2 separate regions of the Homo sapiens genome follow, and region 1 is linked to region 2. Evidence: chromatin contacts called from ENCODE Hi-C data. All regions are on one chromosome and are shown on one strand. The core of a region is the stretch at or near the end of the contact, and the rest is flanking DNA. Distances in the headings are between cores, read along the strand shown. Region 1 holds the start of COQ8B (coenzyme Q8B). Region 2 holds the start of HNRNPL (heterogeneous nuclear ribonucleoprotein L).

The links. A loop is a pair of places that touch in the nucleus more often than their neighbours do. Pooled maps may share reads with other maps.
Region 1: a map of CD8-positive, alpha-beta T cell shows a loop between it and region 2 (11-fold over the local background). The contact joins the promoter of COQ8B here to the promoter of HNRNPL in region 2. A Hi-C loop is called at or near these places in 1 of 168 maps with a recorded cell type or tissue (CD8-positive, alpha-beta T cell) and 7 of 50 pooled maps.

What each region holds. Positions count from the first base shown.
Region 1 is chr19:40,715,387-40,722,137 of GRCh38, reverse strand. COQ8B (coenzyme Q8B) reads left to right here and starts at 5,252. Exons shown (of 15, transcript NM_024876.4): 1 at 5,252-5,551. ITPKC (inositol-trisphosphate 3-kinase C) reads right to left here and starts at 5,026. Exons shown (of 7, transcript NM_025194.3): 1 at 3,848-5,026. The coding sequence starts at 5,002. RefSeq lists enhancers at 2,501-3,202, 5,706-5,785 and silencers at 4,776-5,135, 6,456-6,505.
Region 2 is chr19:38,844,641-38,851,422 of GRCh38, reverse strand. HNRNPL (heterogeneous nuclear ribonucleoprotein L) reads left to right here and starts at 1,437. Exons shown (of 13, transcript NM_001533.3): 1 at 1,437-1,723; 2 at 3,989-4,107; 3 at 5,333-5,570; 4 at 5,688-5,773. The coding sequence starts at 1,457. RefSeq lists enhancers at 660-729, 1,060-1,149, 1,300-2,237, 2,310-2,399, 2,238-3,176 and silencers at 1,300-1,559, 1,570-2,109.

The DNA.
Region 1 (6,751 bases), core at 4,003-6,502, 1.9 Mb before region 2:
AGACTGGGGTTGTCATGGTTATGATTATGTCCCCAGCACATGGCCTGGCACACGACAGACGCTCCAGAAACATTCTTTGATGCTTGGACTGAAGAATGTTAGTTGGGATTTTTTTAATAGTAATTTTTTTTTTTTTTGAGACAGGATCTCACTCTGTTGCCCAGGCTGGAGTGCAGAGGTGTGATCTTGGCTCACTGCAACCTCTGCCTCCCAGGCTCAAGCAATCCTCCTGCTTTAGCCTCCCGAATAGCTGGAAAACAGGCATATACCACCACATCTAGCTAGTTCTTTTTTCCTTTTAGTAGAGATGAGGTCTCACTGTGTTGCCCAGGGTGGTCTCAAATTTCTGGGCTCAGGCAATCCTCCCACCTCAGCCTCCCAAAGTGCTGGGATTATAGGCATAAGCCACCACACCTGGCCCCTTAATCATAAACATAATATCTTCTCTCTCTGTTTTATGTTAGATCCGGGCCGGGCACAGTGGCTCATGCTTGTAATCCCAGCACTTTGGGAGGCTGAGGTGGGTGGATCACCTGAGGTCAGGAGCTCAGAACCAGCCTGGCCAACATAGTGAAACCCACTCTCTACTAAAAAAAAAAATTAGCCGGGCGTGGTGGCGTGCGCTTGTAGTCCCAGCTACTTGGGAGGCCGAGGCAGGAGAATCACTTGAACCCGGGAGGCTGAGGTTGCAGTGAACTGAGATCTCGCCACTGCACTTCAGCCTAGGCAACAGAGTGAAACTCCGCACTGCACGCCCTCCAAAAAAAAAAAAAAAGTTAGATCCAATGGTTTATCTGGGCTTTCTCGGATTTTTTTCACAATGGTCTCAGCTTATATGCCCCTTCCTCCAGGAAGCCCTCTCTGATACCCTGTGTCTGGCCAGTGACCTCCTTCTGGGCTCACACATCCTCCTGACCACTCTGAACTGTGACTGTCGGCTGATTGGTCTGTCTCTTTCATGGGCCTGGGAGCTCCATGAGTGTCTTGGTCACTGCTGTTTCCCCAGCAAAGCTAACATAGGACCAAATACATGGTAGGGGCTTAGGGAGTGATTTTTGTCTCATTAGAAGAATAGGATAGCACACCTGTAATCCCAGCACTTTGGGAGGCTGAGGCAGGAGGATCACTTGAGCCCAGGAGTTCAAGACCAGCCTGGGCAAGATAGCAAGACCCCATCCCTACCAAAAAAAGAAAAAGAAAGAGAACACAATTTTAAAAAAAGGACAGGATGGTGAGAAGGAAGGAAGGAGGAAAGGGAGAAAGGAAGCTGAGCCTTTACGGTCAGAGAGGATTTCAAAATTAAGGGAGAAGGAAGCACGGGTATGCTGGGCAGTGGGAACGGCTTGAGCAATGCGTGGAGGCAGGACAACAGAAGAGTGTTCAAGGAACAGTGTGTACTCAGGCCTAGTTACAGCAGAGGGGGTCAGGAGGAGGGAAGGAAGTCGATTCTGGGAAGGCGCCTGGAGACCGGAGGCTCCAAACGCAGCACTGAGCCCCTGACTGCTCTCAGAGAGGGCACCTGAGCAGACAAAGCTGGGCCATGGAGGCAGATTCTGGAAGGATGAGAAAAAAACTGGAGATAGGGAGGCCTGGGAGGGAGACAAGTTAGGAACAGATCTACACACTGGAGGGTTTAAACGATGGGTTTGAAACTCAGCCAGAACTGAGTTAGAATCCTGGCTCTGACTTGACGTGGCCAACCCTAAGCAAAGAATCTCTCACCTCTCTATGCCTCAGCTTCCCCATCTGTTGTTTTTGTTTTTTTTTTTTTGAGACCGAGTCTTGCTCTGTCACCCAGGCTGGAGTGCAGTGGTGCAATCTCGGCTCACTGCAACCTCCGCCTCCCACATTCAAGCGATTCTCCTGCCTCAGCCTCCCAAGTAGCTGGGATTACAGGTGCCCGCCATCACACGCCTGGCTAATTTTTGTATTTTAGTAGAGACAGGGTTTCATCATGTTGGCCAGGCTGGTCTTGAACTCCTGACCTTAGGTGATCCCCCTGCCTCGGCCTCCCAAAGTGCTGGGATTACAGGCTTGGGCCACTGAGCCTGGCCCCCATCTGTTGAATGGAGACAATCTCAGTGCTGTCATAAGGACTCAGAGTTAACACATACAAAGCCCTTAATTAAGATAGATGCTATTTTAAGATAAAAAATGACAGAAAAAAATTGACAAAAAAGACTAAAAAAAAAAAAGAAGAAAAAACTTAAAACAGTGTCTGGTGTACAGTAAGGATTAGAATTATTTGATCTGCATCTTGCAAGGTGATATCCTTGGACAAGTGACTTGAATTCTCTGTGCCTCAGTTTCCTCATCTGTAAAAGGGGATAATAATAGTATCTACCTCAGCCGGGTGCAGTGGCTCATGCTGGTAATTCCAGCACTTCGGGAGGCTGAGGCGGGTGGATCACTTGAGGTCAGGAGTCTTGAGGTCAGCCTGGCCAACATGATGAAACCCTGTCTCTACTCAAAATACAGAAATGAGCCAGGTGTGGTGGCGGGCACCTGGTGTCTCACCTACTCAGGAGGCTGAGGCAGGACAATCACTTGAACCCAGGAAGTGAAGGCTGCAGTGAGCCGAGATGGCACCACTGCACTCCAGCCTGGGCAACAGAGCGAGACTGTCTCAGAAAAAAAAAAAAAGTATCTACCTCATTAGGGTTGCTGCGAGGAGTGAGTGAGTTAATAAAAGCACAGCACTTAGCACAGGGCTAAACATGAGTGAGTGCTAATTGTTGTTGTTATTATTATTATTATTATTATTATTATTCACCCACTTCCAGCTCAGCTGTTCTGAGATGCCAAGGAAGTGAGAGGGCAGGCAGAGAGAAAAAAGCAATGGGGCCCAGGAGGGTCAGCCCCTGCACACAGGCACAGGCACGTCAAGGCAGGTCTGTCTCTCACAGCTAGGGCCACATGTGTGAACACGTCCCCAAGGAAGGCATGTGGGGTGAAGCGGGGCTCAGGGCAGACTCCAGCCAGGGGCCCCAGAGCAAAAAGAGGCCTCAGCAGGCAAGCTGGCAAGCTGATGGACTCCGGACTCGGCTCCCAGCCCCACGGCTCCCAGCCCCACGTGAGGCTCTCCAGTTTCACACCGGCCTCTGCTCTGTCCCGCCCTCCCTGAACCTGCCCGGCCGGTCCTCCTGATTCACCAGGGGAGAGCCACACCCAAGCTGGGGGTGACGGTGGACAAAGTAAACAAGAGTGTTCAGGGGGCTCCTTGGGGATGTAGGGGTCACAGGGGAGACCAGGTGGGCTCCCGGCTAGGCCAAGGATCCTTTGGCGTTTGGGGTCACACAGCCCTTTTGCGAATCTGATGCAAGCTGGGGGAATCGCTTTGCTCCCTAGAAAAATGTACATACAAATAGGCTAAGGGGTGGTGAAGGTTTGTGACCCTTTAAGACAGCCACAGGCCCCAGATTAAGAAATGTGGGGTAGAAAGTGCACCCTGCCTGTCTCCCTATCCCAGTGTTCTTCAGATTCCAGAGGATTAGACAGATGTCAGACCGTCGCTGCAACAATGTATGTGAACACGCACGGCAGGCTCCTTAGTCCTACAATTTCAGGGGTTCCTGGGCCCCATAAAGTCGGTCAGTGGCCCTCCATTGTAGACCCCCAGGAGTGGAGACAGTGCAGGAAGGGGAAAGGAGAGAATTAAGAAGGGGTGCCTGGAGTGAATTAGTAACCTGGCTGTCAGAGGGAGGAGGTCAGTGGATGGAAGAGGTTCCCGGAGATGAAATTGCTGGTGGGCAACTAACAGTAAATGGGTAGAGAACTTCCTAAGCAAAGGCGGAGGAATAAGGAGTTTTGCGTGATGTGGCTCAAGGGCAGGATGGGTCCCACTCACCCCAGACCTGTCCTCGGGATCGCTGGCACCTCCGCCCCCGGCCACCACGTCATCCTCAGACTCGTCGAAAGAAGAGGCAGAGGAGAAGCCGCCGCTGCCCCCCTCAACCCGGGAGGGGGGTCCCACTGGCTGGGCCTCAGGCTCAGGGGTCTCAGGGGTAATGATGAGGCGGGGCACAGGGCACAGGGGGCTACACTTCAGGTGAGAGTACAGGTGAGTCAGCAATTCTCCAGGCTCTGGTTCCTCTAATGGGCCATCCTCAGGCTCTCCCAAGAGGCAGTCTGTCCCAGGTGCTGTCTGGGAACCGTCAGTGCTAGGTTGTGTCCAGGAGCCATCAGTATCCTGTTGTATTTGGAAACCACCAGTGCCAGGCTGTTTCCTGGCTGCTTCAGTATCCTGTTTTTTCTGGGAGCCATCAGTATATGGCTCTGTCCAGGGACCTTCAATATCCTGTTGTGTCCTGGAGCCATCAGTATACAATTCTTTCCAGGAGCCATCAGCACTTGGCTCTTTTGAGGGACAGGCTCCTTCTGGGTGAGTCTGGAGGCTGGAACTGTTCTGGTGGGTCCAGAGGTTATCAGCCCAGGACTTGACCCTCTCTGGCTGAGTCTGTGACCCATGCGTTTCCAGCTCTGTCCAGGGCCCATGAACCCCTGGCTGTGTCCAGGGGCTGGCCTCCTCGGGCTGAAACTGGAGGTCGGACCTGTGCGGATCAGTCCAAAGGCCATCTGTCCCGGTCTCCGTCCAAAGACAAGTCGTCTCCAGCTCTGACCAGCTCCATTCTAGATGCGTCCGGAGGCTGGACCTGTCTGGCTCCGTCTTTTGCTTGGGCCTCTCGGTCTCTACTCCAAGGCCAGCTGCCGCGGGCTCAGTCTGTCCGTCTGTCCAGAATTCTGCCTGCGGACTCTCTGTCCCCGGCGCAGGCCCGAGGCCGGCCCTCTCAGGCTCGCTGTGGAGGCTGGACCCCTCTGTCCGGGCCCAGGGCCCGCCCCCCTCCGGCCGCCCCGCCGGGGCCCCTGCGCCGGGCCCAGGTCGCTGCTGTCCCGGCTGCCGCCGCCGCCCTCCTCGCGGCGCCTCCAGTCCCATGCGGGCCGCCGCGGGCAGCGCCCCGGCCTCCGCCTCGTTCAGGCTCCCACGGCACGGGCAGCGCCTCATGCCCGCTCCTTCGGTTCGGGCTTCGGCCGACCCGGCCCCTCCTATCCCTTTAAATCCCGCGAGGGGTGTGGCTGGGGAGCCCCGACTCCCGGGTTCCGGCCCGCGGAGCTCCAGCCCGCCCCGCCGCGCAAGGGTTAACCGATACTCCCCTCAAAGGGGAAAGCCCCGAAGCCCCGCCCCACCGGACGTGACGGAACGGAACGAGACGGAGCCTTGTCCGACTCCGCCTCCCAAGGGGAGGGGGTTTGCCTCTGAGCATCCGAAGCGCGGCCAGGTATGCATCTAGGGCACCGGGGTCCTGGTGGCGCGCCAGTGGGCCCCCTCCCTCCACCCCTGTGACTAAACCACCCTCCCTACACGGTTGAATGACAAGTTCAACCTTCCCTAAAACCCCCGGTGACGAGTCCAGCCGCGCGCCCATTCTTCACGCAGGGGCGGGACGGACTTTCAAAGACTTGGAGTTCCCACGGGTGTGGGTTCGAGACCTTCCTCTGCCAGTTCCCAGCTCCGCTACCCTGAGCAAATGACTTACGCTCCATTGGATTTTCCGTAAGAAATCTCTGTCATGTATAGAGTACTTGTTCTGTATCAGACCCTGACACGATTTCAGTTCATTCTCCAAGGCTGAACAATAGGGATGCCAGGGCTCCATTTTACACGTGAGAACAGAGGCTCAGAGATCTGCCGGCCTCTACCCTTTGCTTGCAGCTACGGGGCTATCTGACATGATCTCATGTATGTGAAGCATGTGGCCCCGGGCCTGGCACTGTCAGTTGTAGCCCAGTAGGATTATTTATTGTCCTAGGTGATTTTGATATATTTTGCCCCCAAGGCTGAGCTGCCACCCAGCTCCTGAGTCAGCCGTTCACCTCTGAAGGGGGAGAGGAGGTGGTTTGTCTTGAAATTGAGTCAACTGGGGGAGACATTGGGCACAGGTCCAAGGCTCTAAAATGAGTCACCTTTTCACAGACCAATGAGAGAAATCGAAGGCAGGAGCCCACCTAGTACCTCATACAGGTTGGGAAGGAGAAGTCCAGAGAGGGATGAGGGCTTTTCTGAGGTCACACAGTACGGGAATAGAGACAAAGAGGCCTGATTCCCGACAAGAGGGGTTGGGGCAGCGGGGTTCTGTGGGGGAAGCATCGGCATCCCTCCCTCTCCCAGTGGTGGGAAAGATGCCCCAACCAGATGCCTCTATTCCAGACTGTGAGAAGTGGGTGAGTCAGCCTGTTGTGGGGAGAGCAGGCTTTCCAACGCGCGCGCGCACACACACACACACACACACACACAGAGAAAGAAAGATAGGATGGGAGGTGGTTTTCTGGGATGCCAAGGTTCCTGACTCAGCACTGGGAATCTTGGCTGAGTGTGTTCTGGGAAATGTCAGGCCTACAGGAAGCAGAGGGCTCCCAGTCGCACCATTCCGCAGGTGGGCGGGGAGCGGAGAGAACAGGGTGTGTGAGGGAACAGAGACTCAGTGTGCAAGTGGGGGGGAGGGTATGTACACGAGAGAGTTGAAGGCGTGAGCGGGAAACAGTTGGCAAGCAAGGCAAGGGATTTATATGCACAAGGAAGGAGGTTGGGTGCCAGAATGTGGGTGTTTGTGCAAAGTGGAGGGGCTCCATGTGCAAGGGAAATGTTTGCTGGGAAGAATGTGTATTCAAAGGAATTGTGTTGAGCCTGCCAGGGGTAAAAATAAGAAGGGGGGTTGGCAAGATATTCGTGCAGAAGAGAGGCGTCAGGTTTGTA
Region 2 (6,782 bases), core at 188-2,687:
GCGGGCAGCCCCATAATGTTAAATGCCGTAGGACGGGATCCCGGGTTAATCCCCGTTTGACCCCGCTGCCTGCGCGTGATAACTGGGGCGCGCTCCTCTCCACCCCCCAGGCTCCGCCAGTTGGGCTTCGCCGGAGTCTGGAGATACCCTCCGACATTCTCTTGGTGCAGTGCGGGTGGTCTTACCCCGCCCTTGAGGAAGAAAGGCCCGACGCAGGCACAGATCACAAGAACGCCTCCCCTGTGCAGGGGGCTTGCACTGTGCCAGGTGCTGTACTGGGCGCTTGGTAGGTGGCCACCCTCTCCAGGGTCGGGGCCAGGACCTCCTGTGGTGCTCAGAGGGGTCGAGCTGTCAGGTGAAAACCACTGGCCCGAGTTATGGCTTTGAAGGGAATCCTGGGGGTCTGGGATGGCAGGGACCTGTTAATTTAGATCGCACGGACAAGATGACTTGGCCCTTAGCTCCTGCAGGAGGGGTAGTGGACTATTGCAGGTGGAAGGGACTGCATGGGCACACATGGAGAGTGCGCGGAAGAGCCTTCTCCCAAGGGAAACTGAAAGGGGTTGCGGCTGAATTTAGAACTGGACAGGGTCCGAAGACAGTCGGCAGCAGCGAGTGGTTTTCTACTGAGGAAAAGGCTCAGATTTGGGATTTTAACAATTCCTCCTAGAGGTAGAAATGAACACGGTATAGTGATGGCGACAGAGATACCCTGGGAGTTCCTGTCAATCTTGGTCTAGCCTTCCGGCGCACACACAGCGGTCGCTCCATAAGGGGGCCCCGCCTCTGGGCGGTGCCTGAAAGCGTATTTGCGCATGCGTTCTCGCCTTCGCTCGTTTCGTATACTGCACCAAAGAGCGCCTACCCTGGGGCGGGGCTCCCCATTTCATCCAATCAGAGCGTATCAACAGTCCTACCATCTGGTGAGAGGGTGCGCTCCACTCTCCATTGACCAATCAGTGGAGACGCAGAAGAATGGGCATCTGTAACCACCACTGGAGAGAGACCAAAAAAGGGCGGGGCTTCCTTGTCTCCTTGCGAAGTGGCGCGGGAAGGTCGTCATTGTGACTGGTGCTGACGGATTAGCGAGGAGACCAATGAAAGTGGGAGGGAGGCGGAGATTCTTGGGAGGTTTAGAGCGCCGTTCCTATCAGGTGCTTTTAGGGAGGCCAGCAGCGCCAGAAATCCGACCTATCAAATTGGATTTTATTTTAAGGCGGCGGGGTCGACGGAAAGACTGGCAGAAAGCGACCACCTATAAGGAGTGTCTCAGACAAACAAGGGCGGGCCCTCCTGCAGAACGGCGTGGGCAATGTCCAATAAGCGCGCAAGGCGTGTGGCGGCCTACCCTCCCCCCGCGGCGGGACCAGTGGCTCCCCCTATCGGGTGGGGGCGGCGGGTGACGGGCGTGTCCCTCCCCCAATGAGAGGCGGGGGGAGGCGGGTTCTGCGCCGCCATGTCGCGGAGGCTGCTGCCCCGGGCGGAGAAGCGGCGTCGGCGGCTGGAGCAGAGGCAGCAGCCGGACGAGCAGCGGAGGCGGTCGGGAGCGATGGTGAAGATGGCGGCGGCGGGCGGCGGAGGCGGCGGTGGCCGCTACTACGGCGGCGGCAGTGAGGGCGGCCGGGCCCCTAAGCGGCTCAAGACTGACAACGCCGGCGACCAGCACGGAGGCGGCGGCGGTGGCGGTGGAGGAGCCGGGGCGGCGGGCGGCGGCGGCGGTGGGGTGAGGCCAGGGCCCTAGGCGCTGGGAAGGCCGGGAACTGGGGGACAATTTCCCAGCTTGAGGGCATTTTATTTTTTGAGGGGGGCCTCTGCGCACGCGCCCAGGCCATCGCGTCGTTGACGGTGTGGGGGAGGGGCGGCCGTTGGGCAAACGGCGGGGTTTGCGCGAGGACAGGCGCCTGCGCGTGCGCGGGGTCCGGAGCGGGGTGTGGGGGAGCGCAGAGGAAGTAGCTCGTGAGGCGAATGGCCCAGTGCGCAGGCGCCGCGGGCTGGCGTGTGGGGGCCGGGCACGCGGCCCGGCCGGTTTTTTTCCCCTTTATCATTTTCTTCGCTGGCTCCATGCGCAGGCGCAGTGTTCCCGCCCGGCCTCGTGGGCGGTTAGGGGAGCGCCTGGTGAGCGGGAACGGGTGGGCGGCGGCCTTGTTCTCTAGAGTGGGGAATTCCGTCTGATGGCAGCTTAATCTCTAAGGCCCAGCCTTGTGTCTATACAGAAATGGATGTGTTTGAGCCTAGATGCTCTCATTTTTGTAGGCATTGAAAATGGGAAGAGGACTTGTGAAATGCACTTTTAGCCTTTTAGGAGTTGAGCGAAGCCTTGAAACCATCACAAGTTTGCTTACAGTTTCCGGGGATTCACTGGGTACCGAGGATTTGATAAACCAAACTATTTCCTGGCCATGTTGGAAGCATTTCGACCCCCTGTAATCAGTCCCTCCGAAAACACCAGTCGTTGCTTTTGGAGTGGGGCCCAGTCCCCACTCTTTCCAAAATCTTGAAGTCTTACAGGGCCGCCTATTTGCAGGGTTTTCCAGGGTTTAGGGGTTACGAGTTGCTAGCGTTTTAATCTTGGCCTTGTCCCACACATTTTAAAGACATCTTAATTGAAAATCCTTAACGCTTCCTGAGGTTGGGGGAGATACTGGGATTCCCGATTTACAAAGGAGGAAATGGGCCAGGAGAGAGATGAGATGAGGTGAATTACTGTAGGTGGCACAGCTAGTGAGGGGCAGGGCTGGAGTTAGAACTCCCATTTGTGGGAGCTGCTAACCTGGCGGGAGTGCCTCACCCTGTGGTTCGCGTGGATCGCTCCTGAAATAGAATCCAATTCTACCCACCTTCCACGCACTTCTGCCCAGTGATTCTCAGACAGGGGGCCGGCCCCAGAGCCCAGGAGAGGCGGAAGAGAGTTAATCTTTCTCCTGATGACCAGAGGCTTTTGTCGGTGGGTGTAAGATACTTCTCTTAGGAAGGAGCAGTCGGTTCTTAATGGTATGGGTTGGAGTCTCTGGTCTTTCTAAAAGACTTTCCATCCGGGAGTGGGGGCTCATGCCTATAATCCCAGCACTTTGGGAGGCTGAGGCAGGCAGATTACCTGAGGTCAGGAGTTCGAGAACAGCCTGGTCAACATGGCAAAACTCCGTCTCTACTAAAAATACAAAAAAATTAGCCAGGTGTGGTGGCGAGGGCCTGTAATTCCAGCTACTCGGGAGGCTGAGGCAGGAGAATCGCTTGAACCTGGGAGGCGGAGGTTGCAGTGGACTAAGATCACGCCATAGCACTCCAGCCTGGGTGACAGAGTGAGACTCCATCTCAAAAAATAAATAAAAGACTTTTCTTGTCTGGTTTTTCTTAGTCTGACCTAGGCAGTAATTTCCAAAGCAGATTTTGGTGGGAGGGCGATTCAAGACTAGAAGGGGTCAAGACTGGCCTGGCTGCCCCAGTTTCTGGGGCATGTGTTGTTTTTTGCCCTGACTGAACCTGGGTGTGAGTGGTGGGGAACAGGTGTGCTTAGCTAGATGATGGTGGCTCAGCCAGTTAAAGGGCAAGGAATTTGGGGCACATGCAAAGGGGATGTCCTCATTCAAACTGTAGCAGATAGCTGTTAGAGCCCTTGCTGCCAGTGTATCTCCTTTTCCAGCTACTCTTTTCCCATGTTTCCTTGGTCGAGTGGACCAGTGGGAAGAGAGGGGGGTCCCTGGAAGAACGTAAGATTTGGGACTTGTGTGGCCCTCCCTCCGTTATACCTTCCTCAGAAGCTACAGCAAGAGCCAGTGGGCAAGTGATCACCCACTCAGGACCACTGTTCTGCTGACCCAGAATCCTTCTGGGCTGATTGGCTTCAATTGCTGCCCCTAGTCTTTCCTGTGCATCCTTCACGGATGACCTCCAACTGTTTTATCTGACTGGGTCTACAACAGTACAGAGGCCAGTGGGGCGTCATCTTGTACAGCAAGAAAATAATTCTTGTTTTTGCTTCCTTTCTCAGGAGAACTACGATGACCCGCACAAAACCCCTGCCTCCCCAGTTGTCCACATCAGGGGCCTGATTGACGGTGTGGTGGAAGCAGACCTTGTGGAGGCCTTGCAGGAGTTTGGACCCATCAGGTACTGGGCTCAGAGGCCAGGTGTTGGGCTTCCAAAGTTGACTCCTGGGTGTCCTTGTGTGTCCACGATTTCTGGTTGGAAATAGTGATTTTGTTGCCATCCTGGTCTAGATTCTGTGGCCGCTCTGCTTTTGGGTTGGCCATTGTACTTTGTGTCAGATTACAGCAAGTTCCATGACCCTTTTTCCTTCCTTCGTTTTTCCTCTGCCTTGTAGTTTCTAGTCAGTGTTCTCTTTTTCAGACAGAGCAAGGTCTCGCTTTGTGGCCCAGGCTGGAGTGTAGTGGTGCAGTCTCACCCAGGCTCAGGCAGTCCTTCTGCCTCGGCCTGCTGAGTAGCTGGGACTATAGGCATGCGCCACCATGCCCGGCTAATTTTTACATATATATATTTTTTGTTTGTTTGTTTGTTTTGAGACAGTCTCTTGCTCTGTCGCCCAGGCTGGAGTGCAGTGACAATCTCAGCTCACTGCAAGCTTTGTCTCGTGGGTTCACGCCATTCTCCTGCCTCAGCCTCCCGAGTAGCTGGGACCACAGGCGCTGGCCACCCCACCCGGCTAATTTTTTGTATTTTTAGTAGAGATGGGGTTTCGCTGTGTTAGCCAGGATGGTCTCAATCTCCTGACCTCGTGATCTGCCCGCCTCGGCCTCCCAAAGTGCTAGGATTACAGGCGTGAGCCACTGCGCCCGGCCTAATTTTTATATTGTTCTGTAGAGGTGAGGTTTTGCCATGTTGGCCAGGCTGGTCTCAAACTCCTAGGCCCAAGCAGTCTGCCCACCTAGCCCTCCCAAGTTTTAGGGTTACAGGCATGAGCTACTACTGCTCCTGGCCAGTGTTCTTTCATTCAGCAAGTAGTTACTGAATATTTGGTGCATGCTATATACTGCAAATACAGTAGTGAGCTGTATCTGGATGCTTCTCTTAGAAAGTTGCCCTCCTAGAGTGATTTGCACTGTCATAGTGTAAGCTCAAGAAGCCGTCTGTGGGTGGCATCTGACAGTCTGGTGAGGAGAGGTCAGGAAGGCTTCCCAGAGGGACATGATGGCTCAGCTAGACCTCTTTGGCTTTTGGTACTACTTGTGGCACAGGGTGTTCAGGTCGGGGAACCATGATAGGGTTGCAGAGGAGTTCAGAGGCCATGGAGGAGTCAGTTCTCAAAAAATCAAATGATACCCTCCTCCTGTCTACATTTTCCTGAGAGGATTGAAACCTGTGTTCTCTCTGCCAGCTATGTGGTGGTAATGCCTAAAAAGAGACAAGCACTGGTGGAGTTTGAAGATGTGTTGGGGGCTTGCAACGCAGTGAACTACGCAGCCGACAACCAAATATACATTGCTGGTCACCCAGCTTTTGTCAACTACTCTACCAGCCAGAAGATCTCCCGCCCTGGGGACTCGGATGACTCCCGGAGCGTGAACAGTGTGCTTCTCTTTACCATCCTGAACCCCATTTATTCGATCACCACGGTACGTGCCAGCAGGCATTTCTTGTGAGGTCTCCCTTCCTTTTCTCCCCTTATTCCCTCCCCCAAGCCAGACTGATCTGCCAGTGCCCCTTCATCTTGCCTGTGTTTGCTTTTGCAGGATGTTCTTTACACTATCTGTAATCCTTGTGGCCCTGTCCAGAGAATTGTCATTTTCAGGAAGAATGGAGTTCAGGCGATGGTGGAATATCCTTTGCTGGAAAACAGGTGTTCCTTAGGGTAGGGACTCTTGCAGGGCTTGACAGTGGCCATTCTTTGAGCCAGCATGTGTCTGCTGACCACGGGAGTGGCTGCCATGTGCCAGATGCCTTCACAGAGCCCAGTGACTGAGTAGGGAGGCAGTTAAAGGACCAGGCATATCGTGTGGACGTGCAGATCTTAGGGGAGAGAGCAGTGTGTTGGGAGATACAAAGGAATTTATTTTTCTTTTTGTTTTCTTTCTGTTATTTACTTATTTATTTATTGAGATGGAGTTTAGCCCTTGTTGCCTGGGCTGGAGTGCAGTGGTGCGATCTCAGCTCACTGCAACCTCTGCCTCCTGGGTTCAAGCAATTCTCCTGCCTCAGCCTTCCTAGTAGGATTATAGGCGCCTGCTAATTTTTTTTATTTTTAGTAGAGATCTGGTTTCGAACTCCTGACCTCAGGCAATCCACTTGCCTCAGCCTCCCAGATTACAGGTGTGAGCCACCGCGCCTGGCTAGGAATTTATTTTTAAAGATGTTTATTCTAAGTTCAAATATGAGTGACAAAGATTTGGGGAACATAGTCTCAAGAGGTCCTGAGAAAATGTGCCCCTGGGAAAAGGAATTTATTTAAAAGGGGATATGGGGCCGGGCACAGTGGCTCATGCCTGCAATCCCAGCACTTTCGGAGGCCGAGGTGGACAGATACCTGAGGTCAGGAGTTCGAGACCAGCCTAGCCAACGTGGTGAAACCCTGTCGCTAATAATACAAAAAATAGCCAGGCATGGTGGTGAACGCCTGTAATCCCAGCTACTCTGGAGGCTGAGGCAGGAGAATCGCTTGAGCCTGGGAGGCGGAGATTGCAGTGAGCCGAGACTGTGCCACTGTATTCCATCCTGGGCAACACAGCGAGACTCCATATCCAAAAAAAAAAAAAAAAGGTGGGGCATGTGTGAAGGTTGCTGAGGAGGTGATGTCCTATGAGCAAATAGGAGCTTATACTCAAGGTGGA